2 separate regions of the Homo sapiens genome follow, and region 1 is linked to region 2. The links are chromatin contacts, found by Hi-C or POLR2A ChIA-PET in ENCODE. All regions are on one chromosome and are shown on one strand. The core of a region is the stretch at or near the end of the contact, and the rest is flanking DNA. Distances in the headings are between cores, read along the strand shown.

Region 1 (6,325 bases), core at 147-2,646, 160 kb after region 2:
AGCAAGGAATCTAAAGCTAGAAGAGATCTCACTACATACATCCCCACACTACAGAAGAAGAAACAAAGACTTAACAAGAAGAAAACACTCATCTGGCCTCACAGCTATTTAGTACGCCAGTGATATTTGGAGGATGATGCCTTGAAAAACAGCTAGCCCCTTCTTCCAAAATAGAGGCTCTAGGGTCACATGACACAACATGTTCTTCCTTGTTCCTGCACCCTCCCCCTGTCCCCCAACCTCAGCTGGTCATTGGAGCATCACCTCTTAGACCAATGCAACAGTCACCCAATGTGGGATCTGCCCTGTCTTTCTCTGTTGCCCTTTTTTTTTTTTTTTTTTTGAGATGGAGTCTCGCTCTGTTGCCCCCGCTGGAGTGCAGTGGTGCGATCTTGGCTCACTGCAACCTCCACCTCCCAGGTTCAAGCGATTCTCCTGCCTCAGCCTCCCGAGTAGCTGGGATTATAGATACGCTACCACGCCTGGCTATTTTTTTGTATTTTTAGTAGAGATGGGGTTTCACCATGTTGGCCAGGATGGTCTCGATCTCCTGACCTCATGATCCACCCAGCTTGACCTCCCAAAGTGCTGGGATTATAGGCATGAGCCACTGTGCCCAGCTCTCTGTTGCCTTTTAGCTGTGTTTCCCTTTTAGCTGTGTGACCTTCAACAAATTAACGTTTCCTGGGCCTCCCATATGTCCCAGTTCACACTCTTCCCTCCCTTTCAGGACCAAGACTGGATTCGGGAAGCTCTGCATCATTTGGTCCTAGGAGAGGTGGAAAAACAGCTCCTTTCCTAGCACCCTCCTCAACCGAAGCTCCCTTCTCTCTATGTTCTTTTCTATAAAATGGGTGTGACAATAGCATCTCATCAGACCGGGAGCCTCTCGTGGGTGATCACAATGTTCCCCTCCTTCCTACCCTTCGCCCAACTCTTCATCCACTAGCAATTATGATGACCCCTTCCCCTCATCTCATCTCCAGATCCCTACCCCAAGTGAACATGGAAAATCGTGGAAGCTTTTTTCAGGGATAGAAAAGTTCCCTTCTGCCCTCAACAGTCTCACTACTCAACATGTGGTCTGTGGACCCAGCAGCTTGGGCAAATCCTGGGAACTGGCTAGAAATGCAGCTCTTATGCCTCATTCCAAACCAACTGAATCAAAACCTGAATTTCAACATGATCCCAGCGTAATTTTCACGCACTTCAAAGTTTGGGAAGTGTTGGTCTACAGCACACTGAAGAACTGTGCTCTGAAAACAATTTGTGCTGAATAAATACTGAGAATTATTGATGGGACACTCCCTGAGCTCAGGGACCACGTCTGTCTGGTTCACTCCTCCATCCCCCACATCTTGGGTGGGGCCGGACACACAGCTGTGCTTAAGAAGCATTTGTTGAGAGACTGGATGAATGGATTAGTCCCTCCCCTGCCATCCCTGCTTGACCGCCCCAGGCTCCGGGCCCCAACCTTTAGCCACAACCTATGGGTGAGCCTTCCCCAGAGACCAGGCTGCCCTGGAAAGCTCCAAATCCCCAGGCAGGACTATTCTGTCCGCTCACCTTGGTCACTCGACGGGAATCCTCCAGCTGAGTGATGATGGTCTGCACACGGTCATTCCCCGCCACCAGCATGGAGATACAGTTATTCAGTTCAGTCTAGATGGGGGTGTGGGGGTCAGGAGAGGAGAGACACAAATAGCCTCAGGGCCTACCCACTGGGGCATGGCAGCAACATGGCTTCCTCCCTCCCCTCTCTGCTAGAAAGAGCCTCCAGTAGGGATCTGGCCCCTCTTTCGGGTATAGCTCAGCTCCAGAGTAGAGGATATTAGAAAGATACTGCATCCCTTATTTTACAGGTGAGGCCAACAGCAGGCAAGTGAGCTGCCCAAAACACACAGCAAGGAACTGACAGAGGAGGGGCTTGTTTCTAAGAAAGAAGGGACAAAAAAAGAAATAGAGTTGGAGACGTCTAGAAGAGAGAGACCTAGAGAAGAGTGGGGAGTAGGGAAGAGAGAGTATGGAAAGGGGGTGGCTACGGCTTACTGCACGGACAGGGTGGTGGGCCCTCACAGGCCCAGGGACCCAGGGAGAAGGCTCTAAGCTGCCTCCTGCTGTGGGGGAATGTGAAGTCTTGGAGAAGAGGTGAGAGGCACAGGAAGAGGTGTCTGGGGGATGGAGAAGCCGTGGCCTGAGAGGACCCCAGTGGCCTGGCTGGGGCGTCTGACCGCTCCCCTGTGGCCACACCCAGGTGCTCTCGAGTGGCTCTAAGTATAACCATGAGCTCAGCTGCCTCCCCTAGGAAGGCCAGGGCTGCTGTCCCTGTGGCCTGGGAAGTCCCTCCAGAGAGACTATTCCTGAAAGGCCAGATCAGCAGATCTACAGGGATCAAATCTGCCTCCTGAATCATCAGGCCGTGCCCAGCAGGCCCAGGCTGGGGGTAAAAGTGGCTGGAGACAGTACCTTTTGTCCCTGGAAGACACTCTGCAATGGGGCCACCTCGCAGGCCTTGTGGATCCCAAACACCTTGCACATGGAGCAGGTGGGCACCTCACACGTGAGACAGTAGATGTTGATTTTCTCATCTTCGTGCTCCTTGCACATGGGGTGACTGCCCTTCTGCAGCGGCCGACTGCAGTGGAGAACAGTCACAAGTCATGGGGGTCCTGTGTCCCTGCATCCCCCTCCCCAGCTCCAATGCACCAGTCGCAGCTACTGGGGAGGCTGAGGCAGGAGGATTGCTCAGCCCAGGAATTCGAGGCTGCAGTGTGTCTGTGAATCTCCAGATTTATGCCCTGGGCCCTCAGTGTTTGGCTGCCCTAAAATCTTTCATCTTCTGGGGACCAAGGACTTGGGAAGCCAATGACACCAAATCTGTCCCCACATCCTAAGAGGGAGTTAGCCTGAGGCTCTGCCAGTGCCAAGGACACAGAAAGGGCCATAGAATTCCAGAGTCAGACCTGGAGATGTTTTAGAGAAGAGGAAACTGGGCTCCAGAAAAGTGAATTGACTCGTCCAAGGTCATACAGCAAGTAAGGGCAGAGGAGCCTAGAGTTCAGTTGCTCTAATTATAGTCACCTTAGCTTTGGTTACTGCAGGCTGGGCTCTGAGCTGAGAAATTTATACTGATGGCCTCATTTAATTCTATATTTAATCTACCAGACTGTAACCTCCATCAAGGTAGGGAAACTTGCCTGTTTTCTTCACCCCTGTGCCTACACTGTACAGTGCCTGGCATAGAGGAGGTGGTAATTAAACAAAGGTAGAAAGAATAAATCAATAAGGCTGGGCGCAGTGGCTCACGCCTGTAATCCCAGCACTTTGGGAGGCCGAGGTGGGAGAGTCACCTGAGGTCAGGAGTTCAAGACCAGCTTGACCAATATGATGAAACCCCGTCTCTACTAAAAACTCAAAAAAATTAACCAGGCATGGTGGCATGCACCTGTAATCCCAGCTACTCGGGAGGCTGAGGCAGGAGAATCACTTGAAACCAGGAGGCAGAGGTTGCGGTGAGCCGAGATCGCACCATTGCACTCCAGCCTGGGCAACAAGAGCAAAACTCCGTCTCAAAAAAAAAAAAAAAGAAAGAAAGAAAGAAAGAATAAATTAATAACTAGCATAGGAATCAATAATATTCACCATCTTGAATTTATTAACATTCTCCATAAGAAAACAATTTTTTTAAAAAAGAATATTCACCACAGAGTCAGTCATACCCTCTCTCTTTCTCTTAGCTTCACCACTTTCTAGCTGTATGGCCTTGGATAAACCTCTGACCCTCTCTGAGCCATGAGGTTGCCCCTGAGGCTCAGAGAAGGAGCAGTGTGTATGCCCCATGTCATGGTGACTGGTGAGTGGGTAGCCCAGGGCTGTCCAACAGCCCAGCACAAGCCTGACTTCTAGTCCAGAGATTCTTTCAAAGGCCCAAGTCTCTTCCTCTACTTTCTCCCCTAACACATATGCTTAGAACTACCTTTCTTCCTTGAGACCTCCAACCTGTTATTTGTGCTTCTCTTGGGACATCAGTCATTTCCTAACCTAGATTCATTGGGGCCTGGGGGGGATTTTTTTGTTGTTGTGTTGTTCTGTTTTGATTTTTTGCCCAGGCTGGAGTGCAGTGGTGTGATCTTAGCTCACTGCAAACTCCACCTCCTGAGTTTCTGATGCCTCAGCCTCCTGAGTAGCTGAGATTACAGACGTGCACCACCATGCCCAGCTAATTTTTGTATTTTTTAGTAGAGATGGGGTTTCACCATGTTGGGCAGGCTGGTCTCAAACTCCTGGCCTCATGTGATCCACCCACCTCAGCCTCCCAAAGTGCTGGGATTACAGGCGTGATCCACAGCACCCAGCCTTTGTTTGTTTGTTTGTTTGTTTGTTTGTTTTGAGACAGGGTCTCACCATATTGTCCAGGCTGGAGTGCAGCAGCGATTCACAGATACACTGCAGCCTCGAACTCCTGGGCTGAGCAATCCTCCTACCTCAGTCTCCCCAGTAGCTGCAACTGGTGCATACCACCATGCCTGGTGTAGATTCGATTTTTTGAGTCTTCTGTCTCCGGCTAGACTATACACTCATTGAAAGCCAACACTACCTTCGATTCCCAGCCCCAAACAGAACAGGCATCTTGCAAATGTCAAATGGTGACTGTTCCCATCAGTGTCAATGCCTCACCTCCAAACAGCCTTACATGACTGATCACACCCTGGGCTCTATTGTCCTCTGAAGTTCTTAAATATGCCCCTTTCCAGGCTTGTCTTTTTGCATAGTTTACCCCAGGGTCCCTATGCTGGCAGGGGTCTGCCATTGCCACCTGCCTCCATCCCCTGATAAAGGGATGGCAGGGAGTGCAGAGGTGAGGCAAGAGCCTGAGGGTCTGGTTCATGCGCCCGCAGCCCTCCCAGATGCCCACCCTCCCAAGCTCAGACTTTGGCATCGGGGTTCATATCCAGATTGTTCTCTTACATTCATTTTTGTGATTTTGGACTAGTGATTTCACCTCTCTTGCCTGTGGGATTCCTCCCAGAACTACTGCAATCTGTCTGTAGAAATTGTCTATAATGAATGTAGAGTGCCCGGCACAGAGCAGACCCTCAATAGAGGGCAGCTGTCATTGTCATTCAACTATGCGGAAAGGCCTCAAAGGTTCACATATAACATGCTCTTCATAGGTCGGCACTGGGTAGGCTAACATTGGTGTGGAATTGATTTTATTATTCCTTATGATCAACAATATGTTTGCATTTTGTAGTGTTGTGCTCTAGCAACATGAGAGGCAATCTAGCTCAGCAATTAAGAATATTCACCGGCCGGCCAGGCGCGGTGGCCCACGCCTGTAATGCCAGAACTTTGGGAGGCCAAGGCGGGCGCATTACCTGAGGTCAGAAGTTCAAGACCAGCCCGGCCAACGTGGTGAAACCCTGTCTCTACAAAAAATACAAAAATTAGCTGGGTGTGGTGGTGCACGTCTGTAATCCCAGCACTTTGGGAGGCTGAGGCGGGCAGATCACCTGAGGTCAGGAGTTTGAGACCAGCCTGGCCAACATGGTGAAACCCTGTCTCTACTAAAAATATAATAATTAGCTGGGCACGTTGGCACGCATCTGTAGTCCCTGCTACTCGGGAAGCTGAGGCTGGGGAATCACTTGAACCGAGGAGGTGGAGGTTGCAGTGAGCCAAGATCGTACCACTGCCCTCTAGCCTGGGCAACAGACCAAGACTCTGCCTCAAAAAAAAAAATTAAAAAAATAAAAAATATTCTCACACCCTCTCTCTCTTAGCTCTACCACTTGCTAGCTGTGTGGGCTTGGACAAATCTCTGATCCTCTCTGAGCTTCCATTTCCTCATGGTAAAATGGAGACAGGAATGCCTTCCCGGGTTACTATGAGAAGCAGATAGGAAAAATGCCTGAAAGTACTTAGAACAGCGCCTGCACACAATAGGTACCCAATAAATGGTTGATACATTAACCATTTTCCATTAATATCTTATTTGACAGCCACAATAACAGATCTTACTGTTTCTGTTTGCAGACAGAGGAAATGAAGCTCTAAAGGCTTACCCAGCATGGTACAGTACATTAGTCACAGAGGCTGACTAGCAAGCACAGTTCCCCGGGTCAGGGTTTTTTCACCTGAGATCTGGTCTGTCACCTTCCCCTGGGCTGGGCACTGCCTGCAGGCAGATGCCTTGGTGAAGGCTTTGGACCTTAAAGGCTGTGAGGTCAGCACTCCTGGAGTCTTACCAGGATGTCCTGATTTGTAAAGATCTTTCCTGGAGCTGTGTCTCTCCCAAATTTTTGTGTTGTGTTGTGTTGTGTGT
Region 2 (6,671 bases), core at 1,351-3,850:
CAGGTGTGAGCCACTGCGCCTGGCCAATGTGTACTGTTATTAAAGTGTCCCTGTCAGTGGCCAGGAGAATGGTGATGTCCCTGATAACCACAGGGAGTCATGGGGTGGGGTAGCCTGGATTGGGGAGGTAAAAAGTAGAGAGGTGACTTCTTTGCTTCTATTCCCTAAACCAAACTTGACCCAAGCATTATCTCCTACAGGAATTCATCCTGGGCCTGCATCCTGAGGAGCCCCTATCTGTGTCCCACAGCAGAGGAGAGCACAGGTCTCCCTGTATTTGTATTGAATGGGTAACATGGTAAATTAGGAAGTGGTGCCTGTTCCTGGGAAGATGAGGGAATGTACTGTGTGCCTTGGTTGTAGGGTATGACTGGATTTCAGGCCCCACATCTCCTCAGTGGGATCTCCTGTGCAGGGTACAGTCTGCACACTGTGAGCAGGGGCTGTGATGGGTGCAGCTGCAGGCCCATCTCCACCAGGCTGTTGGGGACTGGAGAGATGGCAATGGTGTTTAGATGTTGCATCCTGAGGGGTCTCTGCCTAGGTGAGCAACAGAAACGCTGGCTTAAAAAAAAAAATCTAGGCCAGACACGATGGCCCATGCCTGTAATCGCAGCACTCTGGGAAGTTGAGGCTGGTGGATTGCTTGAGCTCAGGAGTTCGAGACCGGCCTGGGCAACATGGTGAAATCTTGTCTCTACAAAAAATACGAAAATTAGCCGGCCATTGTGGCATGCACCTATAGTCCAAGCTACTCTGGAAATTGAGGTTGGAGGATTGCTTGAGCCAAGGATGTTGAGGCTGCAGTGAGCTGTGTTTGCACCACTGCACTCCGGCCTGGGTGACAAAGAGAGAGACCCTGTCTGAAAAAAATTCTAGACACTGGGGCTCCAATTTTATTTTTTTATTTACTTTCATTTTTTAATTATTTAGAGACAGAATCTTGCTATGTCTCTAAATAAATAAGGCTGGTCTCTAACTCCTGGCCTCAAGTGATCCTCCCTCCTCGGCCTCCCAAAGTGCTGGGATTACAGGTGTGTACCACCACACCCAGCAACAGGCTGGCTCCAATTTTAGAAATTCTACCTCCAAAGGTCTGAGGGTCCTGAGTCTCATATTTTGAAAAAGTACCATGTGATCCTGATACCCAGCTGGTGTCTGGCCCATAGAGGTGCCAGCAAGTGTTTGGTGACTGGGCTTAGAGGTACAGTACATCTCTGGAAGGAGACACGGGAGACAGCTAGGTGACCTGGGAGGGAGGGAGATTCACTTTTATTATACGTCTTTTTTTTTTTTTTTTTTTTTGAGACACAGTATCGCTCTGTTGCCCAGACTGGAGTGCGGTGGCGTGATCTATGCTCACTGCAACCTCTACCTCCCGGGTTCATACCATTCTCCTGCCTCAGCCTCCCGAGTAGCTGGGACTACAGGCACCCGCCACCACGCCCGGCTAATCTTGTTTTTGTATTTTTAGTAGAGACGGGGTTTCACCGTGTTAGCCAGGATGGTCTCAATTTCCTGACCTCGTGATCTGCCCGCCTCGGTCTCCCAAAGTGCTGGGATTACAGGCTATTACACGTCCTTTTATACTGACTGGACTTTTGATCTAAAAAACAGTTTGGCTGACTTGGAGTGATGGAGTTACTAGTCTCTGTGTCAGGGACTGCAAATGCTGGGCCTCCAGCAGGGGCAGGGCGGATCCAGCGAAAGACAGAAGTGGGTGGGCCCAAGGGGATGGAGAGCTGCAGAACACAAGTCCCGCCTCAAGGGGGCAGCAACTGCCCAGAGTCCGCTGACGGCCGCTGGGTGGGACTGCAAGCCCAGGGTTGCCAGATCTGTCAGCTTTTTTCAAGATAAGCTTGAAATCAGATTTTCACATGGAATTGTCAGCTAATTCAACAATTTAAAACACAGCATGGGCTGAATGCAACATGCCTATGGTTCAACATTGGCTGCAGGCCACCAGTTTGTGCGTTCGGATCCAGGAGGATTCCATTAAGGATTGTGCACCTCAGAGCCATCTGCAAAGCTGGTGCAGACCCTTCATTTGCTTCTAGAAAATCGGGTTTACTCCACATGGGGTCCGCAAAGGATGAGGACAAAGCCAGTGCCCTGAGGTAGACCGTGGGAGTCACCCACCCACTCATCATTATTTAATCCAGCACATTAACCTCCCACCACGAGCCAGGAGATCCAGTGGTGAATGTGACAGGAGGAGTCCCTGTTTTCAGGGACCCTGTGTTCTAGCTGGGGAGACACTTGAATTAATGAGTAACACTTGTGATACATGAGGAGTTGCAGTACAGCATGGGGGTTAAAAGTCTGGGTTTGAGTCCTGACTCTACTGCTTGCTAGTTGTCATTTTAGGTAAATCCCCTAATCTAGGTCCAGTTGCCTTACTTCTCGCCTATGGAATGGCCATGATAACCTCATAGGGCTGTTCTGGGGATTCACTGAGACAATGCAAATAATTATTAGTTGCTGCTATTAAATAGAGAGCTGTGAGAGCAGGGAAGAGGGGAGGCTAGGCTTAGCATGGGGACTTCCCCATCCCAGTGAATACTGGGGCTTTCTGCCAGTGAGGGGAGCAGGAGGCCACAGGGATTGGAAGCTCCAGGCCCAGGAGAGGCTCAGTCCTTTTCTGCTGAGATGGCTGCTATGAGGTAGCTGGCTCATTTCCTGTCTGTTTTTTCTTCCTATGGATCCAATTTCAGCAGCCTACTTGTCTCAGTAGGATATGGTGCCCAAGGACTGGGCAGGTACTGCTCTGCTCTTGGCCACGATGGAAGCAGGCCAGGCCTTTCTAACTATGAACCAGAGCCCTTCCATGAAGCTGCTGCATTTTGGAGCTCATCAAACCCTACAACTAAGTTTTAAAAATCTAAGTGCATGTACGAAACAAGTCAGAAACCCTTTCCTACGCCCTTAAGTACAGAATACCAGCTTCTGCTGGCAGAGGCCTCAGCCACAGGGACATTTTGGACCTTCGTTTCACCTGGGCAAAAAGGGAGGAGGCAAGTGTCAAGAGACTTGGCTCACCAGCAATGTGTCTGGGTCCTTGGAGTTCAGCTCTGTGTCTATGACATGGTCTCTGATCTCAGGTGGTCTGCAATCCAACCCTGTAGAGAATCAGTCTTGGATTTGGAAGGGAACTTCTAGGGCATCTAAGTCCAACCTCCATCCAAAGGGGGAAGCTTTTCTATAAGAAACTTGGCCTTGCCAGGCGCGGTGGCTCATGCCTGTAATGCCAGCACTTTGGGAGGCTGAGGCAGGCAGATCATGAGGTCAAGAGTTCAAGACCAGCCTGGCCAACGTGGTGAAACCCTGTCTCTACTAAGAATACAAAAATTAGCCAGGCACGGTGGTGCACGCCTGTAATCCCAGCTACTTGGGAGGCTGAGGCAGGAGAATCGCTTGAACTGGGGAGGCGGAGGTTGCAGTGAGCCAAGATCGTGCCACTGCACTCCAGCCTGGGCAACAGAGCAAGACTGTCTCGAAAAAAAAAAAAAAAGAAAAGAAAAAATTTGGCCTTTATCTTCTGTATTCCTAAATGAACCACATTTAACAGTGATTCAAACAAATGAATTCGCAGTAAGGTAGCCAAACTGTCATCTGGGTGCACAGGTTTACCGGGACAGCTAAAACATCACTGAAAATCAGAATTCTCCACTGGGAGAATGATACAGAGTAGACAGGAGCACCTTTATAAAGGTGCTGGGGGTGGGGGATGAGACCTCACTCCAAGGCATGCAAGGATAAGAGGCCCTGCCTTTTTAAGGAGGTGGGAACGGCTGAATAGTAGGGCTTTCATTTGCTGAGACTTGTGAGCAGGTCTGAGGCAGAGGGGAATTGTTCCGGGCAACGAGGGGATGCTGAGCTGTCAGAGCAGCCCCCCTTCCTGTGCAGGGCTTAGAGCAGATCTGCCTGGGTAAGCTTCTCCTACTAGCTTAGGACCTTGGGTACGTTACTCTGCCTGTTCACTTCTCTATGGTGGAGAAAATGAACACGATGCCTGGACGTTAAGTGCTCAGTAAATAGTAGCACTGCCATTTTCCCAAGTGGAGTGATTTCTTTCTCCTCCAGCTTCCCAAGTTTAGAGCACATGTCCCAGTTCCTCAGTGCAGTGTCAGTCACATGGATTGCTCCAGAGCCCAGCAGGCCCTCCCACCTCATCCCTGTGCTGCCCCAACAGCCACCATGGCCACCGTAGCCTGAACGGCAGCCACTCTCCAGTCAACTCACCCTGCCTCCACTTTCTCTTCCTTAAAATGGTTTTGTTACTGACCACTGCAGCCCCCCACATTCAAAAGCCTTCAAAGAGCCTCCACTGCTTAGAATAAAAAAATGGGGAGGGGGCCTGCCTGGAGGGCCTGCCAAAGGCCATTAACTATGGCAGGTTCTCTGTGCACGTGGCAATCACAGGCTTACTAAGTGTTTAACAATTAAGTGCTTTATTGGGGTTTGGCTTGGAAGGTTCATCTGACTTCCAAAAGGACAAGCTCATGTCCTTTCTCCTCTCAAAGCTTCCCAGACCACAAAGCCCTCTGTGGTCACTCCTTTCACCAAAGCACTAAAGCACCCTGGTGAGTACAAGTATGTGGTCGAGAGCCTCACCCTCAGGTAAGTAAGCATTCTACAGCTCTCCTTCCCCTCACATGGGCACGTGATATGCTGGTCCCACCCCATCTTTTCTCCATCCCTAGCGCAAAGGCCAGTGTGGAGCACAATCTAGGTGCTTGTCAAATGTTAATTTAAGGGCCTCCTTCACGTCCTTCAAACCTCTCTCCACTGAGCCCAGTCAACCATAAGGCCCAAGTACAAAATCCTCAGGAAGGGACAAGCCTCATTTTCCATTCAAGACAAAAGGAATGGAGTCTGCTCCTTGGTGACAGCCCCAACTGCTTGTCAAACCACTCTGGCCTTATTAGGCCAATCTATTGGAAGTACTGCTGGGAGAGGCTGGCCCCACTGGGACAGACGCAGACTCCCGTGATGGCAGAGAATGCCGGGCCCGGGAATGCATACCCAGAGACACTTCCCCAGAAGCTCGTAGGTGCCACCGCTCCTCCTCTTCACTCCAAGCCAGATGCAAAGAATGGGGGAGTGAAAGTTACTTAACTGATCTCCCCCAACCATCTCATTTTATCCAGGAGAAAATGGGGGCCCAGGACTAAGTGCTTCTCCAAAGGTCAAGGTGAAATAGAAAAGCCAGAGCTTCTATTTCTGTGGTAAGATGCATCCCCTTCAGTTTCCTGTGACTTAAGCCTGTCACAAGGCAGGGGCTCAGGATCGCCCTCTGATAGGAAGTCAGGGCCACCATGGGATGGGTGGTAACTGATGAGGCATCCTTTCAGGCCTGTTGATCCTTCCCTTGCTTTCTCCTGAGGCCAGTTTCCCTCCCTAAATGTCTTAGATGAACAAAAGCTCACTGCCACTTGTAGGACACCTCGTATCATTATGCCAAGTTTCTACCCTCAGGCCCTCTTTATATTCCCATCTATTCAGAACTGGTATTTTAAAGATCCCAGAGCACCTGCTATGTGCCAGAGACAGGAGCCAAGATGAACTGTGCTGCACCACTGCACACAAGCCTCATCCTGTCCTCTTGGTTTAGATATTGCTCAGAACCTATTGTTGTATTCAACTATACTTGCACTTGCTCCTATTTGCCCTACATGGGCGTAACTCCTTAAACCAAGCTTTGTTCAGAATTCCTCTGATTGATCATTTAAGTAAATTTAAAAGTCAATTTAAGGAATATAAAAACTGCATAATTTCCAACTCAAGAGTATAAACTTAGATCACTCATTAGCCTCTGGTTGAAAACAGTAATCGTGATTTATACGGAATGCTAAATATCTATGTTCTAAGTGTGCTCTCTTGCCACAAACCCATTTAATCCTAACAATCTTAGGAGGTAAGTTGAGGTAGGCTGTTATTGTTCTCATGAATAAGTTTGGTAAAACCCCAATCTCAAGATACAGCCCAAGCAGCAGAGGCACATGCGTTAGCAACACATGGACCCCACCGCAGTATTAGCAATCATCTTTTGCTATAAGTGCTTGGCTTCCAAGAGCTTTTATACAGATGTCTGAGAGGCACAAAATATGTATAATTAGGCTATTTCTCAAATAGCACAGGAAAGCTGCCAAAGGCGTTCCCTGAATTGAGAGGCAAAGCACTGACAATGGGGACTATTACAGCCTCTGGATACAAGATGACGTATCTGCCAACCTTAACCACCCGAGTCAAATGCTACTTTAGAAATAATTAAGGTTCCCTTTAGTCATTTCACAGGAGTTGCTACAGCAGTACATAAAGTTTTATTAATATTCTGATTCTCGTGTCATAGCTTTTATGGCAGGAAAGGATGAGGACATGCCCCACCTGTAACGTAGAGCAAGCAAACCACCAAGTAGAATCTTGAGATTCTCTCTCAACTGTTCTCTAGAAACACGCTTGTGCTTTTAATCTGCCTTTTAAAAGGGACACAGAACAAAAAATGGTTGTTTGCAAATAAACATCTGAAAGAAAGTAACAGCTGACCTGGGCTGAGGCATCCAAACAAAGCAGTCATTGTGGAAGGAGACAATGCAAACCACACTGGGGCAAGAAACGGGGCAGAGAACGTGCGGTCATTTGTGCGTTGGGTATTTCTACCAGCCCCAAAG

The links. A loop is a pair of places that touch in the nucleus more often than their neighbours do. ChIA-PET counts read pairs that join two places held with the same protein, here RNA polymerase II (POLR2A). Pooled maps may share reads with other maps.
Region 1: POLR2A ChIA-PET joins it to region 2 with 10 read pairs in H1. The contact joins two enhancer-like sites. A Hi-C loop is called at or near these places in 2 of 50 pooled maps. POLR2A ChIA-PET finds 5 or more read pairs at or near these places in 3 of 52 experiments (H1, IMR-90 and K562).

Annotation. Positions count from the first base shown.
Region 1 is chr1:26,058,700-26,065,024 of GRCh38, forward strand. It overlaps TRIM63 (tripartite motif containing 63), which reads right to left. Exons shown (of 9, transcript NM_032588.4): 3 at 2,467-2,635; 4 at 1,567-1,662. Among named protein-coding and RNA genes, the nearest start is that of TRIM63, 5.8 kb to the right of the region's middle. Within about 2 kb of position 1,397, at least 3 of the 41 ENCODE cell types and tissues checked have a DNase peak (open chromatin) inside an H3K27ac peak, as active enhancers do.
Region 2 is chr1:25,893,816-25,900,486 of GRCh38, forward strand. STMN1 (stathmin 1) reads right to left here. Exons shown (of 5, transcript NM_005563.4): 5 at 6,301-6,671. Among named protein-coding and RNA genes, the nearest start is that of STMN1, 9.3 kb to the right of the region's middle. RefSeq lists enhancers at 1,603-1,897, 1,816-1,865. Within about 2 kb of position 2,601, at least 7 of the 41 ENCODE cell types and tissues checked have a DNase peak (open chromatin) inside an H3K27ac peak, as active enhancers do.